2 separate regions of the Homo sapiens genome follow, and region 2 is linked to region 1. The links are chromatin contacts, found by Hi-C in ENCODE. All regions are on one chromosome and are shown on one strand. Each heading gives the region's core, a stretch centred on a gene start or an enhancer-like site at or near the end of the contact. The rest is flanking DNA. Distances are from core to core; before and after follow the strand shown.

Region 1 (2,837 bases), core at 268-2,767:
ATTGGGGCCTGCGGTCCCACTTCTGGGTCTGGTCTCTTTCCTGCATTTCCTTCTCCAACCCTGAGGCATTCTAGGTTCTGGGGTTGTGTACTGTAGAATAACTGTGTCATCTCCCATACGCTGAGTATATGCTGCATGCTGGGCCCTGGGGGAGTCCCTTCCTTGCCATGATAGCCAAACTCACAGCAGGAACTGGGGGCCAGAGATGGCCCCAGCCATCTCTGCCACCTGGTATTCACAGCCTCTCATATATTGTAATAAGGTTAGTCTGTGTGACCAGTACAAGACAGTAGAAGTGAGGGCATGTCTTCAAAGGCTAGGTCATAAACCACATTACGCTTTCTCAGATTGCTCACCCTGGGAAGCCAGCTGCCCTGTCATGAGCAGCCCTTTGTGTTTTTTTTTTTTTTTTTTTTTTTTTAGAGACAGGGTCTTTCTCTGCAGCCCAGGCTGGAGTGCAGTGGTGCAATCATGGCTCACTGCAGCCTCAACCTCTGGGCTCAAGCGATCCTCCTACTTCAGCCTCCTGAATAGCTGGGACCATAGGTGCTCCACCATGCCTAGATAATTTTTTACTTTTTGTAGAGATGGGGTCTCCCTGTGTTGCCCAGGCTGGTCTGGACCTCCTAAGCTCAAGCGATCCTCTCACCTCAGCCTCCTAAAGTGTTGGGATTACAGGCGTGAGCTACCACGCACTGCCGTGAGCAACCCTTTGGAGAGGCCCACGTTGTGAGGAACTGAGGCCTCCTGCCAACAGCCATGCGCAGAAGCCATCATGGAAAGGGCTCCTCCCACCCAGTCCAGTCTTCAGGACTGCAGCCCTGGCCAACTATTTTTTTTTTTTTTTTTTTTGAAGTGGAGTCTCACTCTGTCACTCAGCCTGGAGTGCAGTGGCACAATCTTGGCTCACCGCATCCTCTGCCTCCCAGGTTCAAGCAATTCTCATGCCTCAGCCTCCCGGGTATCTGGGACTACAGGCATGCCCCACCATGCCTAGTTTATTTTTGTATTTTTTTTTTTTTTTTTAGAGATGGGTTTTCACCATGTTGGCCAGGCTGGTCTCAAACTCCTGACCTCAAATGATCCACCTGCCTCGGTCTCCCAAAGTGCTGGGATTACAGGCATGAGCCAATGCTCCTGGTCCTGGCCAACATTTTGATTGTGACTTTATGAAAGACCCCTGAGCCAGAACTACCCAGCAAGGCCACTCCTGGACTCCTGACCCACAGAAACAGTGAGATATTAAACATTTGTTGTCTTCAGCTGGTAAGTTTTGGAGTCATTCGTTACGTAGCAACCAATAGCTAATACAGTCAGCTCCTTCAGTCCTCAGGAGAAGTCTCTGCTGTGTAAGACTATTGTTCTCCCTGGTCCAAGCAGAAAACAGCAGCTCACAATCACCCAAAGAGGAAGTTGTGCAGAGAAATGCAAACTTGAGGGTTTGCATCTGTTGGAGCTGGTGCCACATCAGACCTCTGGGCTTTCCATCCGTCGGCAACCATACCGCCCTACTCAGCAAGCGTGACCTAAGCTTGGAAGGCTTAACTCCTCAAAATAAGCCCACAAGGGTTCATCGCCCTGATTTCACAGATGAGCAAACACGTCAGACCACCACGACTCACTCAGGGTCGCACAGCTGGTGAGGAGGGGCGCCCTGCGGGAATTCAGTCACCTGGGTTTATTGGAGGCTGGTGCCCTGCTGTGCAGGAGTGGCACCTCTTCAGGGCAGGGAGGAATGCTGAGGTGTCTGCCCAAGGCTGGTCTTTGTGGTCTCAGGCTGTCCCCCAACTCCAGGGCTGCTGGGCCTGGTGAAAACCTGAAGATTCCCCTTCCACTTCCCCAAACCCTCAGCTGGCACAGAGCCTACAGCCTGGGGTGATGAGATGTGGTCACCTGCAGGACCGGGGTTTTAAGAAGCAGCTGTTTCCTGTGGTCTTGACTTTTAAAGAGGTTTCAAGTCCAACTTGGACCCTCAGCTCTGGGGATGCCTGTAACCATGGCAGCGGCTCACAACAGCAACAACAAATATTTGCTGAAAGAGAAAGAGCAGGGAGGGAGGGAGACAGCGAGGGAAGCAGGAGCATGGCTCACCCCTGGGCACCTGCAGATGGCTGGGGGGCTATCCCTAGGTTCCCAGGGGGCACTCAGATGCCTCCAGTAACAACTTTTCTACTATCCTGTGCCTGGGTGGAGAGTTTGTCTGTGGGGGTGTTGGGAGGTCCCATGCCCCGTCTTAAGCACTGTTTCCCCCAGGTCTCTGCATAAAATATGTCCCCAGGACATCATGTCCAGGACCAGACCTCAGGTGGGCCTCCCTTGACCTAATTATTCATGTGAACTTAGACAAGTCCTTTCTTTTACCAGAGCCTCAGTTTCCTCATCTGCGAAAGGGGAATAGCAAACTGGCCTGTGTTTTCAGAGGTGTGTGGCTAAAGTGAATTCCAGGCCAGGCACAGTGGCTCACAGCTGTAATCTCAGCGCACTGGGAGGCTGAGGCCGGAGGATCGCTTGAGGCTAGGAGTTTGAAGCAAGCCTGGGCAGCAAAGTGAGACACTGTCTCTATAAAAAATAAAAATAAATAATTTTTTTTTAAGAGGGAGTCTCACTCTGTCACCAAGGCTGGAGTGCAGTGGTGCAATCTTGACTCACTGCAACCTTCACCTCCTGGGTTCCAGTGATCCTCCTGCCTCCGCCTCCTGAGTAGCTGGGATTACAGGTGTGCACCACCAAGCCTGACTAATTTTTGTATTTTTAATAGAGATGGGGTTTCACCATGCTGGCCAGGCTGGTCTTGAACTCCTGGCCTCAGGTGATCCACTTGTCTCGGCCTCCTAGAG
Region 2 (2,873 bases), core at 328-2,827, 200 kb before region 1:
GACTGCGGTGTGGGCCCCTTCTGGCATGGCGGCCTCTTGGACATCAGATCGGGCAATTATCCATCCTTGGAGCAGAAAGCCACTGGCCTGGCTTCTGAGAGTGGTGCCTTGTTCTGTGTTGAGGAGGAAAGGTCAGAGGCTGGAGGCTGGGAGAGCAGGTGGGCTGTAGACAGTGTGGCAGGGGCTGAGGGAGCAAGCTAAGCTGGGTCCCATGTGGTAGTGGGCCAACGGGCCGAGGAGGCTCCAGGGTCATCAGGCAGGGAATGGGTCAGAGTCTCTTAAACTGAGCTACCCTAATCCCCAAGGGATCCATGGAGAGCATTGAGGTACTTGGATGGGAAAAATTACATCTTTATTTATGTATTTGTTTAGAGACAGGGTCTTGCTCTGTCCCCCAGGCTGGAGTGCAGTAGTGTGATCACAGCTCACTGCAGCCTCGAACTCCTGGGCTCAAGCGATCCTCCCACCTCAGCCTCCCAAGTAGCTGGTACCACAGGTGTCCATTGCCACACCCAGCTGACTTTTAAATTTTCTGTTGAGACGGGGTCTTGCTATGTTGCCCAGGCTGGTCTCAAACTCTTGGCCTCAAGCAATCCTCCTGCCTTGGCCTCTCAAAGTGCTGAGATTATAGGTGGCTAATTTTTTAAGAAAGTTTTTGTAGAGATAGGGGTCTTGCTGTGTTGCCCAGACTGGTCTTGAACTCCTGGCCTCAAGTGATCCTCCTGCCTTGGCCTCCCAAAGTGCTAGGATCACAGGTATAAGTCACCACACCTGGCTAATTAAAAAAAATTTTTTTTGTAAAGATGGGGTCTTGCTGTGTTGCCCAGGTTTGTCTCGAACTCCTGGCCTCAGGTGATCCTCTTGCCTCAGCCTCCTGAAGTGCTGGGATTATAGGTGTGAGCCAGTGTGTCCAGCACTATTTTATATTATGCTTTTGAAAACATTATTCTGAGAAGAGGGCTTGACTTGACTTAAAGGGGTTCATAGTGCCAAAAATTTCATCAGTAGGTGTTTTCCTTTATATAAAATTTCATCAGTAGGTGTTTTCCTTTATATATATATATATGTATGTATGTATGTGTGTGTGTGTATATATATATATATATTTATTTATTTATTTGTTGAGACGGAGTCTTGCTCAGTCACCCAGGCTGGAGCGCAATGGCGCGATCTCAGCTCACTACAACCTCTGCCTCCCGGGTTCAAGAAATTCTCCTGCCTCAACCTCCCAAGTAGCTGGGATTACAGGCACCCGCCACCATGCCCGGCTAATTTTTATATTTTTAGTAGAGACAGGGTTTCACTGTGTTAGCCAGGCTGGTCTTGAACTCCTGAGCTCAGGGTGATCCGCCCGCCTTGGCCTCCCAAAGTGCTGGGATTACAGGCCTCCCAAAGTGCTGAGATTACACCCTGTAAGTGTTTTCTAGAGAGGCCCACATAGGCAATGAGGGGTGATGGAGGACACTACTTTCTGGGGGCCTTAGAAGATCTAGGAGATGAAGTGCCAGGGCCCCAAGCCATCTGCATGCTGTGCCCAGTATGTCCAGCAGGTGGCAGTGTCTGACCGGCTATGCTTTCTGCAGGCTCCCAGCCTCTGCCAGGTGCACCGGGGGGCATGGCGGGCAGAGGGGCATGGATGGGCAGGGTCCTGGCATTGCAGCACCTGCCGACACACCTGCATGAACACACAGGCACACTGTACGCACACACATATACTCACATTCACATTGGTGAAACAGCCAAGCTGGCAACCAACTTCTAGAACCTTCAGCCCCTTCCAGGACAGAAGACATTCCTGGGACTCTGGCCCTTGAGAAATCTTTTCAGAAGAGGAGGTCACTTTTGTTTTGCCTCTTCTTTTTCTTGCCCAATAGCTTTTCCGAGAAATCTACAGGTCAGCATGAGTCAACAGCTACAGCCACAAGATAGTTTGACTGTGGGTTGAGGAAATGGAGATCTGTGTTCCAGCCTGGCTCTGTGACCTTGGGCCAGCCACTGAATCTGTCCAAGCTTTTGTTTTTTCATGTTGTACCATGTGGATAAAGAGGGAACTCGCTGTAATCTCAGCACTTTGAGAGGCCAAAGTGGGAGGATCGTTTGAGGCCAGGAATGTGAGACACAGCCTGGGCAGCACAGCGAGACCCCATCTCTACAAAAAATAAAATTAAAAAAATTAGCTGGGCATGATGGTGGGTGCCTGTAGTCGCAACTACTAGGGAGGCTGAGGTAGGAGGATTGCTTGAGCCCAGGAGTTGGAGGCTGCAGTGACCTAGGATCACACCACCGCACTCCAGCCTAGGTGGCAGAGCAAGACCCTGTGTCTTTAAAAAAAAAGAGAGAGAGAGAGAAAAAGAGGGAAAGGGTGCGTTGGTGTGTTTTTCTAGGCATTCATTCAGGAAACATTGTGGAGGCATCCACAGCTCGCTGCCCTCGGGACCCAGCAGAGCCTAGATACCTGCCCATTTTTTCCCAGCTTGTTGACCATCATGAATCACACAACTCAGCAATTAAAAGATAACCCACTTTAAAAAAAAATGGGCAAAGGACTTGAATAGACATCTAGCCAAAGAAAATATACAAATGGCCAATAAGCCCATGGAAAGATGCACGATGTCATTGGTCATTAAGGAAATGCAAATCCAAACCACAATGAGACACCACTTCATACCTCCTAGGGCTGTTGATTCTATAGGAAGAAGTGTGAAGAGAGACTGAGGGAGCGGCCCACCTCCTCCCTGACCCCCTTTCCAGACTGTGCTGTATTTTCCAGCTGGGAATGGAAGATTCTATAGGAAGAGGTGTGAAGAGAGACTGAGGGAGCTGCCCACCTCCTCCCTGACCCCCTCTCCAGACTGTGCTGTATTTTCCAGCTT

What was found. Hi-C counts contacts between places; a loop is a spot of excess contacts on that map. Pooled maps may share reads with other maps.
Region 2: a map of GM12878 shows a loop between it and region 1 (4-fold over the local background). The contact joins two enhancer-like sites. A Hi-C loop is called at or near these places in 1 of 168 maps with a recorded cell type or tissue (GM12878), 5 of 37 single-sample maps with no recorded cell type and 7 of 50 pooled maps.

The regions. Positions count from the first base shown.
Region 1 is chr7:98,640,896-98,643,732 of GRCh38, reverse strand. No RefSeq gene overlaps it. Among named protein-coding and RNA genes, the nearest start is that of NPTX2, 25 kb to the right of the region's middle. RefSeq lists an enhancer at 365-424. Within about 2 kb of position 1,517, at least 2 of the 41 ENCODE cell types and tissues checked have a DNase peak (open chromatin) inside an H3K27ac peak, as active enhancers do.
Region 2 is chr7:98,840,620-98,843,492 of GRCh38, reverse strand. No RefSeq gene overlaps it. Among named protein-coding and RNA genes, the nearest start is that of TMEM130, 28 kb to the left of the region's middle. RefSeq lists an enhancer at 1,609-1,658. Within about 2 kb of position 1,577, at least 6 of the 41 ENCODE cell types and tissues checked have a DNase peak (open chromatin) inside an H3K27ac peak, as active enhancers do.